2 separate regions of the Mus musculus genome follow, and region 2 is linked to region 1. The links are chromatin loops, found by intact Hi-C in ENCODE. Cell type or tissue: heart. All regions are shown on one strand. Links, peaks and the distances in the headings refer to the core of each region. The heading gives the core; the rest is flanking DNA.

Region 1 (11,644 bases), core at 2,330-10,329:
TGTGCAGTTGTGATCAGGAATGTGGTGTTGATGGCTAGGTGTAAAGTGAGAAGAACAAGTTGCTATAAACAGTAGGATTTAATTTCTGTGAAATAAAAATCAACAGAATGAACCATTGGACAAATGAGCATGCACGGTCATAGAGATGTATGCAGATTCACAAATGGAGAAGAGAACCTGGAGAGACTTTAAGCCATTGAATAGAGCTGTTTAGTTTCTTTTATAGGAAGTTATAACATTTTAATTAAAAAAAAAAAAGTCTAAAAGAACTTCAAAAAGAAATACAGTTTTGTGTTTTGTTTTTGTTTTTTTGAAAACTGTTAAGATTTTCCAAGTTGGTGACATTTTGGTAGCTTGGAAAGAAGAAAGCTAATTTATATAAACTTAACTAATATGTGGCCATAAGACCATATATTAGAAAAACTTAAAATTTCTTGTTTTGTTTTGTTTTGCTTTGTTTTGAGATAGGGCATCTTTATGCATCCTTGGTTGTCCTTGAACTTTCGCTGTAGACCAGGCTGACCTCAAACTAAAAAATCTGCCTGCCTTTGCCTCCTTAGTGCTGAGATTAAAGGCCTGCACCACTACTGCCTAGCAACTTAATACATTTTATTTCATAAAGTATATACAACTTTTCTAGGTTTAAAAAGAAAAAAGGTGTTAAGGGGCTGGAGAGATGGCTCAGTGATTGGGAACACTTACTGCTCTTGCAGAGGACCTGGGTTAGTCCCTAGGACTTACATAGCGTAGCCCATAACTGCTGGGCCTCTACCTTCAGAGCACCTGACTTTCCTGGTTTCTGTGGGTGCCTGGCGGACTTATACACATAGAAGCAATTCAGCGTTCAAATTGAAGACATGATCTCTTAATCTGGGGAAAATACTTACAGTAAATAATGATCTTTCCCCTTAAAATTAGTTAATTAATTAATTGAGAAACAAGTCTCACCTTATAGCACAGACTGGGCTTGAACTTGCAGAGTTCCTTTTGCCTCTTCCTTCAAAGAGTTGGGACTACAGATATGTGTCACCATTCCTGGCTTCTTTATTTTTTCCCTTTTACTCATTTTTAAAGTTAGCACTGCCGAGTTTGTTTGTTTGTTTATATTTTTTGAAACAAGGTATCTTTAGCCATGGCTGTCCTGGAATTTGCTATGACACCAGGCTGGCCTGAAATTCAGAGAGATGTGACTGCTTCTGCCTCCTTAGTGCTAAAATTAAAGGCCTATGCTACCATACTTGAGAATAAGTCCATATTCTACGTAGTAATATTTTTTCAAAATTTCCCTTACTGACTGGTACTAGAGAACTGATTCAGTTAATGTGTGCTTGCTTGACTTGGGTATTTTGTTTTTCTAGGTTTTTTTTTTGTTTGTTTGTTTGTTTGTTTTGTTTTTTTTCCCCCTACAGGAGTTCATGAAGTCCAGGTTAACCTTGACCTTGTGGTTCTCTTTCTCTCATCTTCCAAATGCTGGGATTACAAAGTTTCACTGTCTTCCCTAGTTAGTGGTTGTTGATGATGTTGTTGGCCATCGTTTAAAATGTTACATTAAATAATATAACCTTTCTTCCTCTTTCCTGGTCTTGAGGAGTAGCCAAACCTCCCGTCTTTCTAAGATGCAGTTAAGATTCTTCTTTGCTACGGCAGAGCAGTGTGTGGAGAGGATAGACATGGAGCAGTAGTAGGAAGTTGAGAGTCTTTAATAACATGGGCCCTGTTTAGCTGTTGACAGAGTGTGCTTCGTATTTTCCCTGTGGGCAGTTCCTGGTCATAGCTTTAATGTTAGTTTAGTAGACTTTGGATTTAATTATAACTGCTAGGATAAAGTCAGATGCCAGCTCACTTGGCTGCATGCTGAGGCCTGTAGAGTATGGAATGCTTTGCTCCTAGCTGCATCTGCAGTCTCCTCTCATTATCTCTTAATGGTATTCAACTTGACAGGGTTGTTTTGATGATAGGTGAAGGTTGTTAGGAAACCAGGAACTGGATATGGTGTGGAGTGGAGCTTAGTGCAAAAGGAAGTGATACCTGATGTGGCCAGAAGGAGATACTGTAGGCATCAAGTGCTGCCCTGTGCAGTGCTGAGAGCAGTCGTGGATAGCAAGTCTCGTGAGGCTGGGCATACCTAGCACTGTTTCACTCATACCATGCAACAGTCTTTGTTGTGTGCTAAAACTCCTGAAAAATGTGTAGTTTTGTTATATTAGCTCTTTTTTTTTTTTTTTAAAGATTTGTTTATTTATTTTATCTATATGAGTACACTGTAGTTGTCTTCCGATACAACAGAAGAGGGCCTCAGATCCCATTACAGATGGTTGTGAGCCACCATATGGTTGCTGGGAATTGAACTCAGGACCTTTGGAAGAACAGTCAGTGCTCTTAACCACTAAGCCATCTCTCCAGCCCCCTATATTAACTCTTATTTTCTTCTGCAGATGCCTTAATTGCAAACGCCTATCAATTAGGTATAAGGCAAAGCCTTTGCTTTGAGTGATGTGGAGGTAGGCTTGGAATGGTCTCTGATCACTACCGGGAGCTTTTAGTCAAAAGAGCCTTTGAATAGACTTCTATGACAGGGAAAATAGAGGAAAAAGTGAACACAAAATTCATCTCACTCTTCATTCCTCCCTAGAATAGGGAATAAAATACCCATGAAAGGAGTTGCAGAGACAAAGTTTGGCGCTAAGACAAAAAGATGGACCATCCAGAGACTGCCCCACCGGGGGGTCCATCCCATAATCAGCCACCAAAAGCAGACACTATTGCATATGCCAGCAAGATTTTGCCGAAAGGACCCAGATAGAGCTGTCTTTTGTTTGGCTATGCCACTGCCTGGCAAATACAGAAGTGGATGCTCACAGTCATCTATAGGATGGAACACAAGGCCCCCAGTGGAGGACCTAGAGAAATTACCCAAGGAGCTGAAGGGGTCTGCAACCCTATAGGTGGAACAACAATATGAACTAATGAGTACCCCCAGAGCTCGTGTCGCTAGCTGCATTTGTAGCAGAAGATGGCCTAGTTGGCCATCATTGGGAAGAGAGGCTCCTTGGTCTTGCAAACTTTATATGCCCCAGTACAGGGGAACGCCAGGGCCAAGAAGTGGGAGTGAGTGGGGAGGGGAGCAGGGCGCGGGGGGGGGGGGAGGGTATAGGGGGACTTTCGGGATAGCATTTGAAATGTAAATTAAGAAAATATCTAATAAAAAAATTAAAAAATTCATTGCACTACTCTTTCTTTGAGCAGAATTTGCAACACAGTCATATATAAGAGAAATTTGGAAGACTGAATATGTGCACAAAGTGCTTTCAAAATTTTGTATTCTGTTTACATTGCTCAATATGAGTATCTATTGCCTAAATGTCAGAAGTAGCAAGAGCTGATTTTGAATTAATAGTGGCTTCTGGATCTCACTAACTCTTTGCTTTTGGTTTAGTGTTTTTGGGAGAGGGTCTCACTATGTAGCTCTAACTGGCTTAGGATTCACTATGTAGATCAGGTTTCCTGCCTGCCTCTGTTTTTCTAGTGCTGGAGTTAAAATCATATGCTATCACTCCTAGCTCCTCATTAACTCTTAAAAAGCCTGTCCTTGCAAATAGGATACAAGTTGGGCCTCAGAGTCTATGTAAATCACTTTAGGACCAATGTTTGCATCATTATAACATGGGTGGAAAATCTTGCTTCTTATTGGGCTTTCCCCCCTTCTCTTCTAACATTTTACTCTGTGGTGGAACACATCTGTGCCATGTGTACACTTGGGATGGTCAAAAGACATCCTGGCAAGACATCCTGGCAAGTCAGTTCTTTTCTATGTGTTAGTCCCAAGTATTGAACTCAGGTTGTCAGAGTTAGTGCAAGTGCTCTTGATCATTGAGTATCTTACCAGCACCTTTATTAGACTTTTACAGGCTGAGAGAAGATACACTAATTTGCTGGAAGCTTGTTATTTGAGATGCTGATCATATGAAAGGGGCATCTAGGAGATTCTTTCTATTATAGTGAAAGAAGTAGGGTAGGCTTATTGTAGAAATCTGATGCTAGGGAAATGGAAAGATTGGTGTAACTGGGCACTCTGGTTATGGGTGGATGGTAAGAGTCTACAAAAGAAGAGCCAAAGATTTGTGTCATCAAATTCTGTAAAAGCCACTTCTGAGGTGGCTCAGTGATTTAAAGTACTTTCTGCCAAGCTAATGACCATCTAAGTTCCATCTCCAGGACCCACATGGTGGAACAAGAAAGCCAATTTCTGCCAAGTTGTCCTCTGACCTTTATATGTGTGCATGTGCACCCCTCCCCAGATAACAAAAATTTAAAATAGTGTGCCATCAAGGCTCACAGGACTCCCAGAGGCTGGTGTAGCAGGAGCTTGGAATGTACAAGTTCAGTTATTCTTACTGACTGTTTTCAGACTCACTGTTAACCGGCCCTTCTAGACAACGGGCCTGTCAGAAAAGCTTTGTTTGGCCCTCACCAGATACTTGGTGCTAAGCACACAGACATCTGTTGTGAATATTTGATTTATGGGCAGTGACTCTATTTCCTCATTTTGTATATTCTCTGTAAGTTTCTGTGAGTTATGGGGAGCAAATCCTCTATAGGCTTTGCTGTGTCTGGATTTATCTGGCTAGAGATTGGAAGTGTGTCTAAGTACAGGAGTAGCTTTTGTAGGTAGGCTTTGGGATTGGTTGATCTCTGACATATATGGAGATTAACTCAGAGCCACTTAGTTATGAAGCAGATTTTCAGGTCTTAGGATGGTTTCATTGAAGAGTGGCGTTTTAGTGGAGCTGTGGCAGATGTAGGTTCACACTGCAGAGCCGCTCCAGTGTGTACTGCCCATGGCCACCTTGCAGGGCGACAGAGGTGTTGTGCTCCGTCAGCTCTCGGAAGTTATTGCAGTTACTTGGAGCAAGATTGCCCTTGTAAACCTAGATGGTTTTTCTCCCCCTGCCCAAAAGTTTTAAATTTTATTTTTATTTTATGTGTATGAGTGTTTTACACGTGTGTATGTCTGCTGCAGACTAGAGAAGGTGTCAGATCACTTGGTACTTCTGTTACAGTCATCAGCTGCTTTCTGGGTGCAGGGAATCAAACCTGGGTCCTCTGCAAGAGCAGTCATCTTAACCTCTGCGGCATCTCTCCATTCCCAAAGGTGGTCTTTCATGTTGTTGTGCTAGGAAGCGTTCATGAGCCCCAAAAGACCACCAAGGAGCTGTCTCTGATGTAAAAGCATTAGGGTCTCTTTATTACAAGCCCAGGCTTGGGCTCTCCTCCAACCAAATCCTGACACAGCAGGACAGGATGGGAAGGTGGAGCTGCCTCCTTCCCTCTGCAGGACAAGTTTTTATAGGAAAATAGGAGCAAATGAGGGGGTCCAGTCTGGCAAGCATCTACATAGAATGACTGTAAGCTGACAGTTGAGTGCTCTGAAGCGGCTGTATATAATCACAGATGCTCTGAAAGTACGTCTGAAACAATCAGACTGATCTTTGATTAACTGTTGTTAGGAAGTAGCTAGGGAGTAACTCTGGCCAAGGACAAGCCAAGGGGGCCCTTCTTGGTACTCTGGTGTAGCTTGGGCTCTGCTGCAGGTGAAGTTTTCAGGCTATTTTTCTTTTCTTTAAGATGGAAGCTTGTTCTGAGATGGAGTAGGTTTGGCCTCTCATGTCAGCTTCATGATTGGTGCCAACAAGGGAGAGCCTCTGAATTCTACCCTTACCTTCTTCCTTCTACTTTGTTTAAGCAGTTTGGAAAAAACATTACTTTAATCCTGTCTAAAATTCTCTGCCTAAAAAGATACCCAGTAAATTAGAAAATGTATTCTGCCTTTAGAAGTTGAATTAACGTGCATAAAACCATTTGAGCAAACTTGCTGGAAGGGGAAAGGTGCACGGGTGAAGTCACCGAGTGGCCATTTAAATGTGGAGCTGCTGCTCTTTCATTTGGGTCAATAGCTATGTCTGTACTTTAAATCCATATTCTTTTAGGAGTTCTTAAAAATTCCTGGAATGTTTTATTTATAAGGACCAAACAATCTTTGCTATTACTACTAAGCAGTAGCGTACATGGTATAAGTAAAGTTAGATTTAATTTTAATAAAATTTATCAAGTTGATAATGTTTTGAGCAGACTTCTTTGGGAGTTGGGGAAGGAAGTAGTTTGAAATTATCAGTCGATAATTCTCTTCAGATGAATTTACAAGTTGAGTTAATGATGAAGCCTTGAATCTAGCCGATGAGTTGTTTATTTAAAGCCACATGACAAAGAATGTGCATTTTATTGGCTTTATTAGGTGAGTTTCGATCAAGCCCAGCTTAGCCTACATTTTTTGTAGCAGATGGATCTTTAATTCCTCTTGGAAACGGTCGGGAGAGATTTAATTAAGTCACTTAGAGAAATTCTTAAATTATAAGAAAAATGGGGGTCAGAAATGTTTGCCACCAAACAGTGCTGCTCTCCTGTGGTCTTTGAAAGCAAGTGTTTGGTTGTCTGTGGACCTTGGTTGTGTCATCTGCATTTGTTAGGCATCAAGGTGGTTTAGCATTAGTATTCCTTGTTGAAGCTGAGGCTGCACTAGGATGTGTAAACTGCTGATCACAATCGGGAATGCGCTGCCTCTTTAATGTCTTGCTTGCAGATGCATTTTCTAGCTGACCACGCTATTAAGAGCTACCATCAATCACGCAGCCTTGCAGTTCCGGCTGTTGGGAACACTGGGAGGATTGGGGGAACTTGAGGGTGGCGGGGCAAGGAAGGAGCTACAATTGCGGCGGGCATTGTGTGTGCTAGCCCCATGGTGGCGGCCTGGGCGCGTGCAGAGCCGGCCTCGTTCCAGCCCGGGTTTTGCTGGCCGCCGTCGCGCTCAGGCGGCTCTTTCTCTCTAGTCTGGGTCACAGGCACGTGGCGGTGCTGGCCAGGCCGCCGGGGCTCAAGGAGTTCGAGTGAGCGCTGTGGCCGTGGGCCCAGCGCATCCCCAGCCGAGGGCCGGCGCTTGTAGCAGCCCGGACCCACCCGCGCGGCCGGCGCCCGGCCTCCTTTTGTTTGGAGGTGCAATTCACCGCCCAGCCCTGCCGGCCTCCTGGCTCCGCCCGCCTGGCTCTCGCCCTGGGGTTTGCGGGATCCCGCGCCCCAGGAGGAGGAGGAGGAGGAGGACTGGCCCAGCCGCACGGGCAAGTGGCCGGCGGCCCTGTGCGGCGAGGGGACGCAAGTCTCCGGCTGGAAGTTGGACAGACAAGTGTCGCGTGGGCGTTGAGAGGTGACCTGGTGTCGTGAGTGTTAGGAATGGGGAGTTGGTTTTTGAAGTGTCCCATTACATTCCAGTTGGAATTTGTTTCTTTATGATAGTTCGCAGCACTGGAAATTTCAACCAAAGTAAACCAAATAGTAAACGTCTTCGGGGCAGGGGAAAGGCAGTTTGAAAATGTTTCTTGAGTATGTTTGTTTTTTTCCTTCTGAAAGTAAAGCCTGTTTGAGGATGAGCAGTCTGTAATGTACAAGAAGCTGTTTTAGTTGAAACTTCACTGCCTGCTGGCGAGTAAATATAAGTTCAAAAATAAAATGAATTTAATGGATTTGGTAATAACAAAATGCTGATCACCCGTGATTTGCTTTTTGACCAAAATAACTGCAGTACAGGGCTCTTGATAACAATTACATTTACTTTAAATTTCTCTCTCTCTCTCTCCCTCTCTCTCTCTCTCTCTCTCTCTCTTTCTCTCTCTCTGTGTGTGTGTGTGTGTGTGTGTTCGTTCGTTCCCCACCACCTTGCTTGTTCAGAAGTCCTGTGCTGCTATGAGACCTGCTTAACCACTTAATTTTTACTGGGGGGTGGGGGTGGGGAACCGCCTGTAACACTGTCTTACTCCCAGTCTTTAAGAGTTCCTGGCACACATGTGGCACTGACTGTAGGGGCATTGTTTGGCTGGAGGCCTCTCAGCCATATGGCAATCTCAGAAATGGTATGTGAATAAACATGGGGGTCAATGAGATTACATCTTCCCTTTGAAATTGTGTTCCTGGATGCTTTCAGGATTGAGACATTTAAGGAAAAGCTGTGAACAGAGTTGACAAAGACCTTAAACTCTGCCAATGTGTGGTATTGAGTTTTTGTTCCTTTTTCCCAGGGAACTCCAAATTTAAAGTAGACATGATTTAAGACCTTCCTTACACATGGGAACAATATCCTATCCATTCTGTTGGCAATTATTTCCAGAGGCACAGCTAGCGCTTCCTTTTTAAGCATATGTAGACTCAGGCAGGAAAAGACCGTTGCCTTTCAGAGTATTTACATTGCCTAGGAAAATAACAGGAGGCAGGTGTGCAGATGCCTGACGGTGACTCCACAGTGGTGTGTGGGCTCTTAGGAGTCTGCGTTTGTTTTTTTGCCAGCTCTAATTTAGTAGTGTTGAAACTATTCTGTAAGGCTCTCTGGGGCCGTGGATGATGCTTCTCACTCCAGAGCCCTTGAGTGCTCATTGTGCTCTGGCAGGCACTGCCTTTGGCAGGCTGCTCCTGAAGTGTTATTTGATCTCCGTGCATGATAAAATTGACTAAGATTACATGTTCCTCTCCCCTTGGCTTCTGAACGGGATGCATCAATGAGGCCCATTCAGTAATATATTTAAAGACCTAGCCCACGTTAATTCATCCCGAGATTTCCAGAAAAAGGCTTTTAGATATTTGCCTTGTTTTGAGGTTTTACATTTATGAATTGAGGCAAGAGCTGATGTAATGTGGCTCTACTTCCTTTGTGTAGTGTTTTTAATAGTCCACAGGACCCTGCTCTGGTCTGTATGGATGTGATAATTTCTGTGAGGGGTGGGGGAGAGAGCATTTAGATAACCTTCAGCTGCGCCTGATTTACTTTCTATATTATAGGCCAGAGCAGGGAAGAGTGTGGTGGCGAGCTGTGGCAGCTTGGCAGGAGGGTTCAGTGAACGCCCGTGTGTGATGCAGACCGGCTTTTCATTTTAATCAGTGCGACTGTGTACAGCTGTTAGGTCAGGCAGCACTGGCAGTTCCTGCAGGGTAGTTTTATCATTTTTAGAGCTTTTGTGAATTTGCCTGGTTGTTTCTTAATCCCTCACCCATTGCCACCATGATTGATTTTCAGCAAATGATAGAAACAAAACAAGGTTTTATTTGTTCCTGTAACAGTTTATACTTGTGAGAAATTTATTTTTGGTTTTGAGGAACATTGACTGTTAATAGGCTTTATATTTACCATTATTTCCCAAGGTCAGAAGGTTTTTGCCTGGTATTCTATAGTCCAAGAAGCCAGTGGAAAACAAGATTTTATAACAGGAAGTCAATATATTGTTTAAAAAATAAGGACGAAGGGAGTCTTTGTTCTCTAGTGTTACTTTGTGAAACTCAAAACAAATGTTAGCATCAGTGGCATTAACTAGACTGTTTCCTCTTTGTCTTTTATCTCTCTCACTTCACCAGAGACCCTGAGAAGAGATGATGCCCAGGGCTCTGCCTGGGCGAGTCCTAGAAGAGTTAGAGGTGTTTCTGTTGAGGGCGTGAGTTTACTAATGTAAATTTAAAATGTGTCACTGGTACCAAGTTATTAAAAAGTATTTTCTCAAGATTTAAGATTGAATACACATAAATCTTTGTCTTATAGGCCTGTGATGAAGTCAGGCTCTGAAGGCTGAGGGACAGATTGTAATTAGACTGGCCCCTTTCTCTGCCTGGGTCTTTTTACCGTTGTCATCTTGGTGAAACGATAGTCTGTGCAGCACTGATATCATGGGCTTCTAAGACTGTCGGGAGCATAGCCACAGCAGCAGACTCGATGGCCAGTGTGCTTATAAATCAAGGCTCTGTGGGATCTTCTTACTGTGCTGCTGTGGGCGGTAGAGAAGGTTAGGTTGGATAGACATTCTTTTTACATGATCAGAGCAGTGGATTCTTGAAATAACTTGGGGTGAGGAAATAAGAGTATGTATCTGATTGAGGAAAACTGAAAGATTGATGTTGACAGCTAGAGACTGCTGAGTTAAAATGGAAACAGAAGAGGTGTGCCCTAGGTCCAAGCTGAACAGAATATTTCACAAGTCCTTCTGCTAGATGTTTGTTATTACTGACACAGGTCTTTGGATATAAACATTAATAGTGAGTGAAGCCTTAGGCTTGTCCTTTAAAGGCCAGTGTATCTGTGACAGATAACATTTGTAATGAAAAACATTAAAACAGTAATGCTGACATTTAATTATCAGAAAAACCGACAGACTCTTATTAGCTCAATAGGAAAGCAGTGAGTCTATCTAAAGGGTGTGTGATGTCATGCTCTGCTGAATAATTTACTTACTTCGGGCTCCTCCCCCACCCCAGTCTGTCTGTCTGTCGGTCTGTCTGTCTGTATACTGTATGCATGCCTGCTGCCTACGGAGGCCAGAAGAGGGCATTTGATTTACTGGTACTAGATTTACAGATGGAGGCTACTGTGTGGGTGTTGGGAAATGTACCCAGGTCCTCTGGAAGAGGAGCCAGTGAGTGCTCTTAATTTCTCTAGCTCCAATTAACTTTTTAATTAGTTATTACTGGTTTTGGGACAGAGTATCATGAAGTGCAGGCTGGCTCAGAATTCCTGATCTTCTTGCCTCCACCTCTGAGGGTTGGCATTAGAGGTTCGTGGCATGATGCCTTGCTTAGAATGAGTAAATCAGAACAATTAGAGGTTTATTTGGCCCATGTCCTGGTAACAGCCTTGTTCAGAAGCTGAAGTCCAAAAGCTTAGAAAGGAAATGGGGGTAAGCAGGATTGAGCAGGAGTGAGCAGGTGTGGGTAGGAGTGTGCAGGGCAGGGCAAGGCATGGGGAGGGCAGGAGTTGGGCAGCTTTCAGAAAATTAGTCCTTTTCTCATCAATCCACTCATACATAACTCAGTTAATTTCTTCTAGGCCCTTCCAGCACAACAGCACTGGGGAGTAAGGTTCTAATAGACCAACCATAGTCAAAGCTTAGTACTCCACAGAAGTGCTGAGGATAGACCTGGCTTACTGCATGCACGGTGCAGAAAGTGCTGCCGTGCAGAGTCCCTGTCTTCACCATGCAGTGCAGTGGAAGGAGAAGGAGAAGAAAAGAGAACATAGTAATTGGTGAAATAGGAGATAACCTGGCTGATGATGGTGGCTTACACTTGTAATTTCAATTTAGGAGGTGGAGGAAGGAAGATTCTGAAGTTTGAGGCTAGTCTGTGCTTCATGGTGAGATCCAGGCAGCCTGAGTTAGAGAGTTGAGACACTGTTTCACTTCATGGTGAGATCCAGGCAGCCTGAGTTAGAGAGTTGAGACACTGTTTCACTTCATGGTGAGATCCAGGCTAGCCTGAGTTAGAGAGTTGAGACACTGTTTCACTTCATGGTGAGATCCAGGCTAGCCTGAGCTAGAGAGTTGAGACACTGTTTCAATGACAAGAGAAGGAAAAACCCAATCATCAAACAATAAAAAACCAAGCTAATCCATGAGCATGGCAGTGTTTTGTTTTTGAAACACAGCACAATTAAGCGTTACTTCTTAAGTGATTTGCTTTTCCTTGTGTGATAAAAATGCATTTCTCATGTCAATGGAAGGATTTCTTAGCCACCATTTATACAATTTGACTCATCTCTCAAATACAGAAAGAGGAAGAGGATTTG
Region 2 (11,644 bases), core at 1,716-9,715, 76 kb after region 1:
AGCAGAGTGGGGGTTTTCAGTCCCCTGTTCAGTGAGGGGCCTCTCAGGTCACAGCACAGCTCCTTTGTGGTAGGTTATTGTTTTTCCACTAACCCCGTGCTACTTTCCTTGACCTCTTAGGGATGTTCTAAAAGACAGGCTACTGTATCTGTTGCTGTGAGAAAACACTCCAAATAAAGCATTGTACGGAAGGCTCACATGAGAGTGTTGTTCATTGTAGTTGGAAAGTCTTGACGACAGGAGCTCGAGGCATCTGGCTTCCTAGCATCCATGGTCGGGAGCAGTGAGTAGTGAATGCCATGCCGGCCAGCTTTCCCATTTCTGCAATCTGGGCCTGGAGCCCATGGAGTGCTGTTGCCTACATTCAGGGCTGTCTTCTCACTTGAGTTATCCTAATCTAGGTATTCACTCACAGATACCCCAGAGGCCTCTGTCCTAGGCGATGCTAGATCCTTCAGATCGACCATCAGCATTGACGGTTGCAGGGGTTCATATGCGCCTGTACACCGGTTATGTTGTTGTTGTTGAGACGAGGTCTCATTGGATTGCCCAGGCTGTTGCTTACCTCTTGAGCTCAAGTCATCCTCCTTCCTCAGACTCCCAGTTAGCTTTGACTAGAGGCACACGTACCAACATGCCAGGCTCACCATTTATTTTTTTTTAAAGGTTACATATTATTTTTATTTGTGTGTATATACATGAGTGTATACATGTGCACAGAGGGTGTCAGGGGCTCTGAAGGCTGAGTTACAGATGATATGCCTACTGTGGGTGCTGGGACCTGAACTCCAGTCTTTTTTTTTTAAGAACAATCTCTTTTAACCCTGCTGCTTGCTGTCTGACCTTTGGTGGTTCTGCTAAAGCTGTGTCTGGGTCATTGTCTCTAGCACTAGTTCTTTTCAGGTGTGTTACAGCCTGCTCAGCCTGGAAAGAGTTAAATATTGGTACTCATGTTGATTTCTTAGATTGACTTTTTGTTGTTAGCAATATGGATCAGTCTACTTTAATCCTTTATTTTTGTTACCTGTTTAATGTAAGCTGGCAATTTGTTGCTTTCCCCTTTTCAAAGCAATGGAAATAAATTTTACTTGACTGTTTAGAGACTGTGTTTAAAGAAGGCCTGTGGAAGTCATGAGGGAGATTTCTCGGGACAGCTTTCTGTTGATTGATGGTTACAAAGCTGTATAGGTGACAAAAACTCTTCTTAAGTTTTTTGTTTAATGAGTTCAGTAGGATTTCTGGAATCATTTTTAGAGCTGTGCTTCATAGAAATGGATTCTCTGGCCAGGGTGGTGGTGGTGATACACGCCTTTAATCCCAGCATTCCCAGAGGCAAAAGCAGGCAGATCTCAGACCAGCCTGGTCTACAAAGGTAGTTCTAGAACAGCCAGGGCTACACAGAGAAACCCTGTCTCAAAGGAAACAAAACAAACAACAACAACAAACAAAAACAAAGGAAATGGGATTCTGGCCAGTGGTGGAAGAGTTGTCTGTTTTCTTGCAGGTTTATGGACGGTAAAGCTCAGTTTGCAGCTCTGAGATGCAGAAAAGAGCCTGATTCTTTGACCTCATCTTCTCCTTTCTTACCTTGCTGTGCTGGGTTCTGGGCCCCTCTTCCTCTGTGGGGTCGATCCTCCCCAGAATCCTTCTTCAGTCCTGCTTGCCATCCGTGCCTTGTCCTCTGCTCAGCTGCTGCATCTTAGTGCTCTCTGGTGGGAGCCATGGGGTGGGGGTTACTTGTGGTTTTCATTAGAAATGATTCCCCCATAGCAGTTAAATCATACCTTTCACTCTTGATACTGTAGTATCGACTCAGTCTTGCTGGAAGTGCTTTGTTCTGTAATCACAGACTTCATTTCCTTGAGCCTCAGTTTGTTCACTTGTGAAACTGCAGCAGCAGCTGTGATGATGGTGATGGTGGTGATGGTGATGATGGTGATGATGGTGGTGATGATGATGATGGTGATGGTGAAGAATTCAGTAGTCATAGAGTCAGCCTCAGAGCGCCCCAAAAGATTCTGGGAATGTGGGTTGATAACCAGCCGACTGAGTGAAGTACAACCATGAACATATCATAGGTAGGAGAAAACCATTGTTCCGAGAGGGCTGCGGGTATAAATTCTGTAATAGGGGGCTTGCCGAACAGGTCAGGCCCTGGTTCTAAGTCTCTCCCAGTCCTGCCTCAAGAATTGCTGGTTTGCTTCTACTGACTTCCCCAACATTTAAAGTAAGTGTAATCTTTGTGCTTACTGTGAAGGGCAATTTATAAGTTAATTTCAAATCAAACTTCAAAATTAAAAGAACCCTCAGAACCAACATTAATTCAGTTAGGGTAGGCTGGTATTTATTTCTGAAGTAAATAGTTGCCTGTGATAACTGGATGGCTTTAGCTCAAGCTGTTGGGAGCACGTCCATGTCCTGTGCCAACGACACTGCCCCCACGCTGGGCTCTGTTGCTCTTTATTTTTACCACTGTGACTGTGTTATTTGTATGAAGTGATTTGGCCTTTGCCTGGCAGTGTGCTGCTGCATGGTCAGCTCCACTGGCTAGCATTTGCCTGCTACTGCATGTAAGCTTTTATTCTCCAACCTCCCCCTCCCAACTGTATAAGCCAGGCTAGCCTCAAATTCACAGAGATCTGCTGCCTTTCCCTCCCAAGTACTGGGATCAAAGGCTTGTACCACTAAGCTCAGCTGTGTAAGGTTTATTTATAGTCAGTTTCCTGTATGTTTCTTTCTTTGTTTTTTAATTGAGATAAGGTCTCACTATGTTGCTCTGGCTGTCGTAGAACTCACTGTATAAACCAGGCTGGCCTCAAACTCACAGAGATCCATCTGTCTCTGCCTGCCTCCTGAGTGCTGGGAATAAAAGATGTGTGCCAGTATGCCAAACTATAATCTCTTGTTTGCTTGTTTGTTTTGCTTTTCAAGACAGGGTTTCCCAGTGGAGCCCTGTCTGTCCTGGAACTTGATTTATAGAGCAGGCTGGCCTCGAACTCAGAGATCCACCTGCCTCTGCCTCCTGAGTGCTAAGATTAAAGGTGTATACCACCAGTGCCCAGCTTATAGTCAAATTCTTAATAGCTCTGAACTTTATTGAGTTGATCACTCCAAAATATTAATTTGTTGAATGTTTATAATTTAAAATTCACTTTATATAGTGACAGCAGTTCCTTGGCCCACCTCAGATATTGAGCATTGGTTGTCCCTGACAGGAGGTGGGTGACTTGGTTGCTTCATACTGTCTCCTGGCTGGGTTGGGAGAGACTTGCACTTTATGTTTATAATTTTGGTTGCTGAGAAATTGAGTCGAGCGTCTGTCCCACTTATAAGGTACAATAAAGAAAGCACCGTGTTTTGTTTTGCACAATTGAATAAGGCTTTGGGTTTGCTTTATCTGGTGCCGTGACTTGTTTCCATTTTGATGGTCAGTCTCAATGTGTACACACGTGTCAGCAAGTCTCAATGTGCACACACGTGTCAGCAAGTAGCTGGGACTGGGCGTGGGGGCACACGCACGCCTTTAACCCCAGCACTCGGGAGGCAGAGGCACGTGGACTTCTGAGTTCGAGGCCAGCCTGGTCTACAGAGTGAGTTCCAGGACAGCCAGGGTTGTACACAGACAAACCCTGTCTTGAAAAACAACAACAACAAAAAACCACAAACAAACAAACAAACAAACAAACAAAACCCAAATAGCTGGGAATGTACGGAGTGCATAATTGAATCATTTATAAGAGACATAGGAACAGGTGATCCTTGACTATTTAATCTGTAGAAATTGAAACATTATTATGGTTACAGTAGCTCAAGTAAGAAGACGCAATGCAGGAGGCCAAGGAGTCTATAGAGAGGGATGACAAATGGCAGAGAATTCTAGACTACTTTTGTTGAGAAATCATGTGTCAGGAAGGTGCTGTGCTTAAATTCTTGATGTTTTCACTGAGCTGTGAGGCTGAAGATCAAACATCCTCCCTCTGCTGAGAACAGAAATCAATGCAGACTCCGGGCTGCGCTGTTAGTAAGTGGCCCTCCTAGCGTTTCATTTCCTGGGATTTGTCTGGGCTGGTGATCCGTCCATGGGAGAAGGGGATTTTTGAGGCGCTTTGTATTAAAATCAGCTGGAGAATCCCTTTTGGACAGTTCCCTTCCGCTTCACTGTGCTCTTGAACAGGTTTGTGATTTCCTTTTGTCCATATGTCTCTGTGTATTCCTTAACTAGCCCACCCCTTGCTTATCTTTGTCTTCTGTTCTTTTCAGCTCTTGCCTTGCTGACAAATTATTTCAGTGATAGCCTTTGCAAGCACCACACACACTGGACATATTTCATTACCCTGCAATGCTGTTTAAGTTATAAATTCTTGCCTCATGATGTAAATTAAGGAGAAAGCCAGGCTGGCTAGACGGGTGGTACAGGCTTGTGTTAGCAGCTGCTTAAAGGCTAAGGCAGAACGACTGTAAGTTCAAGGCCTGGCCTGGGGACTAAAGAGCAATGCTGTAATAAGTAAGAAGCCAGGGGCTTCTGAAGAGCAGAAGCTTGCACAAGTGTGCTTGGCCACTGCATCTCCTGAGGGAACTTAGAATCCTTTCTCTGTAAAGGGAAATCAAATGGCTTCAATGTTTTCAAAATGGTAGTATTGTAATGGTCATAGTTTTTGGTGGAGGTACCATTGTTGCCAAAAGAAGGTGTTTTTTGTTTTAACCCTCCAAGGGCAATGCTGAGTTAGAGACATTTCCAGCAGAAACAGGACTCAAGGCCAAGGCCAGTGCAGACAGAGCAAAAAGCAAGAGGTGGCTACCTACGATAACTGCTCAGAGTTTAAAGTCTTTTCTCTGCTCTATGTAGGAGCTGGCTGAGTGGGAAGGTAGATGCACAAGGAAGAGCAGAAAGAGAAAGAAAGCATTGAAATGCGCATATCCAGAGCAGGGGCAGTGGCCTGTGTGCATGGCATCTTGTCTGGAATGTGCAGCACCGCAGGGAGGCCGTGGTGTATGGGGGATCTGAGGCTTCCCTGGACAAGGTGACCTTAGTTGGCTTTATGTGAACAGTGTAACTTGTAACCTTGCCAGGCTCATACCTAGCCAGTGTCCTATGCTGCCTCACACTGGAAGGTTGGGGATGCCCGATGGGTCTGTCTATTGCTATGGTGGGTAGAGAAGTGTCTTGTTGTCTCTTGTGTGCTGTCTGTCCACATGGTCCACCCCCACTGCAGGTTAGTTGTTTTCTCTGCCAGCCTGGCTTTAGAATGTGGGTGTGTTTTGGTTGGTGGAGTCAGTCAATGCAGGTGGAGGAATGCAGCAGACTGGCCCCTGTATATCCTATCTTAGTAATTTAGAGTGTACATTTAAAATATCCAACCTGCTTTTTTAGACTATTATTTTAACTGGGTAGACACATCACCCACTCACATTTACAGAGGACTGAGAGCAAGGCACTTGCTCAGCCAGGCATCCATCTATTTACTACTTGGATGAAGTGGCACTTCCTCTGCTCGCGCCTAAGGAAATAGGATTCCCTTCATGGTGTCAGAGCAAGAAGTTGAGTTTTGTAGAAGAGGACCTGGAATATTTTTCATTTCATTGACTTCTTGTTTGAGTTATAATGTCAGAGATCTGGGTAAACAAGTTTTTTAAAAGTAAGCAATTGTTTTTCAGAATTGCAGTGTCAGATTAAAAGTGTACCTCATTATGAATTAAATGGTTCATTTAATGGTTTTAATTACTGCTAGGAGTAGTAGGAGGTGAATCTCAGCTCACTCTCCCCTTTAGGGACTCATGCCTTGTCCAGTAATGCTCGTGGTCTGTAGGGCTGCAGAGGTTGCTGAAATTGCAGTTTCCGCTGTGGTCCTGAGTGCACTTGAACACTGCCAGCATTGAGTGTCTGCACTGCTTCCATGGTGTGTCACCTGGACTCAGCTCTCTAAGGGGAATTCCTTCCCTTACTCCCACTGGGTTTCTTCCTGGGGACTGAGCCCAGGATCCTGTGTGGGCTGGGCAAGTACTCTACTCTATTGCTGAACCAGCTAAATCACAAGTCTTCCTGGTTCCCTCAAAGAGAGGGACAGGCCCGTTCAGTTCTCTAGGTTTTGTCATATTGACTTGCATCTGACATACTGACTGAGGAGCTTTTGTACCTGGGTCAGTTTTTTCTAGGCCAGTCTACAGTCTACAGAAGTGTAGCTGTATTCCTACATGCAGGTGCTTCCTGCCCCTCTAGAGAGAACTGCCATGTTTTGTGTAGTTGTCCAGGAATGATTACACATTACCTCTTGATAGATGCTTTATTCTCTTAAAGATTGATTTTTAAAATATTTATATGTTTTTGCTTGCATGTATGCTTATGTACCATGTGAGTACCTGGTCAGAGAAGTCAGAGAAGCTGGAATTAAAGATGGTTGTGAGCCATCCTGTGGATGCTGGGAATTGAACCTGGATGCTTTGTAAGAACAGCCAGTGGTCCTAAAGGCTGCTATCTTTTTAGCCCCTCTTTCTCCCTTTTTGGAATCAAAATTTCACAATACAACACAGGCTGCCTTTGAACTTCTAATCCCAAGTCACTTTACCAAGGTTGGGGCTAAACTCGTGCAGTGTTTTACTTAGCCTGCTTTAACATTTTTTTTAAAGTCATTATTTTATATACATGGTTGATTTGTCTCTGTGTTATATCTGTGCACCATATGTGTTTCTGAGTGTTGGCTTCCCTGCAACTGAAGTTAGATAAGGTTGTAAGCCAGTAAAAGGTCTTAGGACCCGGACCCAGTCCCCTAGAAGAGAAGCCATGTTCTAAACCACTGAGGTTTCTTTCTAGGACAGACAGATGCTTTTTATACACAGGCCTGGCAGGTTTTTCTGTCAGATAGTAAGTGTTTTGTTTTGTCTTCCCTGTGGTAGCTGTTTGCTTTTGTCAGGTGTTCCCTACACTTATGCTCAACTGTGTGTCTTTATCCAGAAGGTACTGGGAAAATTGGCAGATGCCCAGGAGGAGCTGGGACCCTTGTCTACAGGCCACTGAGCTAATAGAAACTTGATGATTTCCTGGAGTTTGCGTCCTACCTCATTGCTATTTCCTATTGCTCGTGCTGCTGTAAGGATTGTGTTGTGGTTTGCACAGTTAGTGGAGAAGTGGTTTGATTCTTTCCTATATTGTTCTGAGCTGCTGAGTTTGAATGCTGCACCTACACCTACACTCATGTCTCTCTCTCTAACCCCTTTCCTTTTGATTACTTCATAAAGTAATCAAAAGCAGATAGGTGAGATGATCCTTGCAAGAAACCATTGTCAGCGACCCTGGGAGAGTTTTTGAAACAATAGCTTTTATTCCTTGGAGGAGTTTAGTGTGTGCTGTCGGCTTTTTTTCTTGTTAATTAGCTTAAAAATAGGGAAATATGAAAGGTTTAATATGCAAAGTGTAATATATTAATAAAGGTAGTTCCCTTGTTTTTTAATGTTCTAACAAAGTATTTATTGTAGTGGAAATATTTATGTAATGAAAAGAGTGCCTTTCTGTTTAATCCCGAATCTCGCAAACAGTAACTGATTTGAGAAATACCGTAGTCCTTTTTGTCACATGGAATGTCTGACACCCATTTAGGTGAGGGAGATTGCTTAAAGTAGTCCACCATTGTAGATGACTTTTCTTTTTAACTAGACTGCTATTTAATAATTTGTCTTTGTTTCTCGGGGAAGTGAGGATGACTCTAGTAGTAAATAACTTAATGGCATAGAATGTTCAGTAATCTAATCGATGGTGGTCATTGAGACTCTTTTTATTATTATTATTTTTTTAGAAATCTCTTGTTTATATTGAAACACAATAGATTATAATTAGCCATGACAAAATTTTCCAGTTTTTAAGAAATACTACTACTTGACAGATTTATCTAGAACCAGGGTAGTATTTGAGATTTTGGGTTTTTTTTGTTTGTTTGTTTTCAGTGTTACTCATTTTTAATTCAGTCACTGCATTGCTGGCTACATTGTTTTGAGCCTAAACCCTGTGTGCCTCATTGCCACTCTGTTCCCAGCTTCTGAGAGACTTGGCAAGAGGATCAGAGCCCTAGGATTTGAGGCCAGCCTGGGTAATAGAAGGCCCCCTCTAGGAAACAAATAAATAAAATAAAAAATCACCTGCAGTTTCTGTCTTCCCATTTCCTTTTTAAAAATGCTTGCTGGCCTTACAAAAAGTGGCAAACTCTCAGTGTAGCCATTCAATGTCATTTTGGCTTCCCCAGCTGACTGTGGTGTTCTGTTGATCTTTCTACCCAGTGGTGTATAGACTCGTGTCATTATGAGTTCCCATCTCTAGCTTGCATTGTGTTTTATATATGATCATGATGAGGTAATTTCAATTCACTGAGAACTAGATTGTTCATGGAAAGGGGACCCAGCTGGCTTCTTTTTTCCTAATTCTAAACGGTTAGCTGTGCTACTGAGACAAGCTGTCTCATCTGTTAGGGAACTGGTTTTCATAGCTGTCAAGTGGAGATACCACTCACCCTGCTTACTTCTCAGGATTATTCTCATGTGGAAAGAAAGCTCTGTGATGCTGTGTTTTGGAAACTTCACAGTGACAAATAATGTAAGCGTGGTTTTTAGCGTTATTGTCTGTTGTTCCATAAGATAAGGTGAGCCTCCGTGGAGAGGCTTCTGCTCCCTACTCTGGTCTTCAGCGAGGAGGTCTCATTGTGGTCACAAATGGCTACTGAGGCTGTATATGCAGCACACCCAATCCCTGAGGCTACTATGACTCAGATGTGGCACACAGATTGCACCATCACCAATCCTCTGTGAGATAAATGCAGAGATGGAGAGTGGGTGATAGAAACTGTTGAAGTGGTTTGATACTCCTTCAGGGTTTTAATTGTACTTTGTAAACATATGGCTCTGCAGTGGACTCATAGTCACTGGCTGTCCACAGGCAGGGAGACACAGGGCAGAGCCTTTTGATAGCTTGACCAACACTGGGCTGCTTGGATGTTGAGTTTGGCTCTTCCCCAGTACGGTAGAAGATCTGTTACTGGGAAAAGGAGAACTGTGTAGGGAACTGGCACTTTGATTACAGCATTCAGAACCAGATCCCCTAAACATGGACCTCCACCCAAATAGTAATGGCCCTGGGAATTATTAGAGATTTATTTCACGTGAAAACCATACAGAAAGTGCAGAGAGCAGACTAAAGTTGCGTAAGAGACTGTGGTATAGTTTATAGAAATAGGTATTTTCTTTTCTTTTTTAGAATTATTTAATGTATGTGAGTACACTGTTGCTGTCTTCAGACACACCAGAAGAGGGCATCAGATCCCATTACAGATAGTTGTGAGCCACCTTGTGGTTGCTGGGATTTGAACTCTGGACCTTTGGAAGAGCAGTCAGTGCTATTCACTGCTGAGCCATCTCTCCAGCCCAGAAATGAACATTTTCATCAGATTTTATATGTCTGTTTATTTTAATGACTTAGAACTAAACATTTAATTTTGAGCTGCATTACAGTTTATTCTCATGAGCTAACATAAGTTATTTTCATGCAGGTAGTATGTGAAAAGATGACTTTAAAGAGATTTGAAACTAAGATGAACCTCTTGTGATCTTTCATGAAATGTATATAGGGTGGAAATCGTTGGTGGTGATTTTAAAGATGGGCTCATGAGAATGAAGTGGTACTGGTTATAGTGGCTCATGCTTGAAACTCCAGCCCCTAGGAGAGTAGGAGGACCAAGAGTTTAATGCCAGCCTAGGCTACATTGTGAGATAATGTCTCTAAAATAAAAACAAAACCACAGTGAAGCAAGGGTCGGGTGGGAAGCTTGCCTTTGCCCTGGTGGAACTGCTGATGTAGGTGTCTGCCCCCTTTCCTGCATTCTCTGGCTAGCAGAGCCCTAGCTGATGCTTCTCAGAAGCAGATTTTCAGGTGAAGTGTAGGGTCAGTGCTTGCTTCTGTTTATCTTTTTATATTTTCTAAATTTCTTTTTGCTCACAGAGATGCAAACACACAGGTAGATCATTTGTGTAGTTCGTGAATCAACTGTTTCAGGCCTTTACTGGCTGCCTGTTCCCTTGTGGTAACAGTCCTTTCTTTCCCTACAGAATTACCAACACCCCGGTGTAGTCTAGTCCTTTTTTTTTTTAATGTCTCATTTTTGAATGTGGCTTTCTAGGCAACAGGTTTTTTGGTCAATGATAAGTGGTCCAAGTCTGTTACATATAATCCGTCAGGTCTTTCCCTACTTGTTATTGATCATCAAGGGGTTTGGCCACCCGAGTTTTACTATTTGCATTGTGCCTCCACCCTCTGCATTTCCTTTATGCTGGTAGCTGGATCCAATTATAAGATAGTCTTAGATTTGATCTATCTAAGCAGAATTATAGTTAGTTGTCTTAGTCAGTGTTCTATTGCTCTGAAGAGACACCATGACCACGTCAGCTCTTATAAACTCCGGTTTCAGAGGTTTGATCGGTTGTGGCCATGGTGGGCAGCATGTGAGCACTCAGGGCAGACGTGGTGCTGGAGAGGTAGCTGAGAGTCTGCATCTGTGCTCACAGGCAGCAGGCAGAGGTGAGTGACACCTCCCCCAACAAGGCCACACTTCTTATAGTGCCACTCTGGTGACCAAGCATTCGGACCTGCGAGCCTGTGTAGCTGATCTCATTCACACGTCCTCATTACTACACTGTATGTTCCTCAGGAGCCACATAATACTGATTTTATTGTATTTCTGTCCACTGAATCCTTAGAAGTTACAGGGTTACGAGAGTCTGTTTCAGTCTCGTTCATTGGCTGGAGAGGATCTGAGGCAGCCAGTGCTCCTGCCACCGCCATTGCTTAACCCAGGCCCACCCTGTGTGAGGACTGTCTCTCCCCTTTATTATCTGCTTTCCAGATGCTACCTTAGTACTCTGATACTAAGACTGGTGGATTCCTGTTAATACTTGGAATCATTAATCTTTAGGGAAGCCAGGTTGACCCGTCATAGTTAGTGGGGCCTTCTTGGGGTTAGCTCCTGAGTCTTTTTTTATTTGACCTTGGAGTTTGATAGATTTTCTCGACTATATGTGAAGGTATTCCATCCTTGCACATGCCTACTGCAGAACCAAAAACTACCCTTCCACGACATTTTCTAGTTTCTTTTACTGGGAAATGATATTTCAAAAGCATTATCCAGTTTGTGTTTTATTGCTGTTGGATATATATTTTTTTAATTTCTAGACCTTTTGATTTATACTGAATGGTGTGAGCATGCGTCTGTAACTTGAAGGGCAGACTAGTCAGGTGCACTGCACTGCAGTCCTGATGATACTATACCCCTCACTCCAGGCCAGGATGACAGGCAGAGCTTGTACCTATGTCAGCTGGAGTCCACCTGTGCTCTCTTGGTTCCCAGGACACCGGTGTCAGAGTTAGAACATGTCATAATGATTGTCTTTATCTCATTTCCTACAGAATATTATAGAGTAATAATTACTAATGTTGGTACTAGCTCACAAATCTTAGAGCTGTAAAATAAGAGGTTCAGCCAGTTGTGGTGGTGCACACCTGACCCTACAAACTGTGTTTTCATTAGTGCAGAACACTACTGTCAAAGTCCAGTGATGATTTCGTTTTCTTACACTTGATGATGTTAGTAGAGAGGATTTGAGAATGATCATG

The links. Hi-C counts contacts between places; a loop is a spot of excess contacts. Peaks named below come from ENCODE experiments on the same cell type or tissue, not always from the same donor. Only the 100,000 strongest peaks of a DNase experiment are listed, where the experiment ranks them.
Region 2: a loop joins it to region 1, with 2.2 times the contacts of the local background. A loop is called at or near these places in 4 of 42 quality-filtered maps.

The regions. Positions count from the first base shown.
Region 1 is chr4:150,365,009-150,376,652 of GRCm38, forward strand. The region is part of intron 1 of Rere (arginine glutamic acid dipeptide (RE) repeats); the gene reads left to right. Among named protein-coding and RNA genes, the nearest start is that of Rere, 89 kb to the left of the region's middle. In heart, for the core only: a CTCF peak has its summit at 6,805; DNase peaks (open chromatin) are centred at 6,933 and 8,463; H3K4me3 peaks cover 3,622 bases; H3K27ac peaks cover 3,830 bases.
Region 2 is chr4:150,441,807-150,453,450 of GRCm38, forward strand. All of the region lies in intron 4 of Rere (arginine glutamic acid dipeptide (RE) repeats), which reads left to right. It overlaps Gm52709 (a long non-coding RNA gene), which reads right to left. Exons shown (of 2, transcript XR_003955312.1): 2 at 1-11,644. Among named protein-coding and RNA genes, the nearest start is that of Gm52709, 20 kb to the right of the region's middle. In heart, for the core only: CTCF peaks have their summits at 5,116 and 9,288 (motif pointing right); a DNase peak (open chromatin) is centred at 5,015; H3K27ac peaks cover 1,877 bases.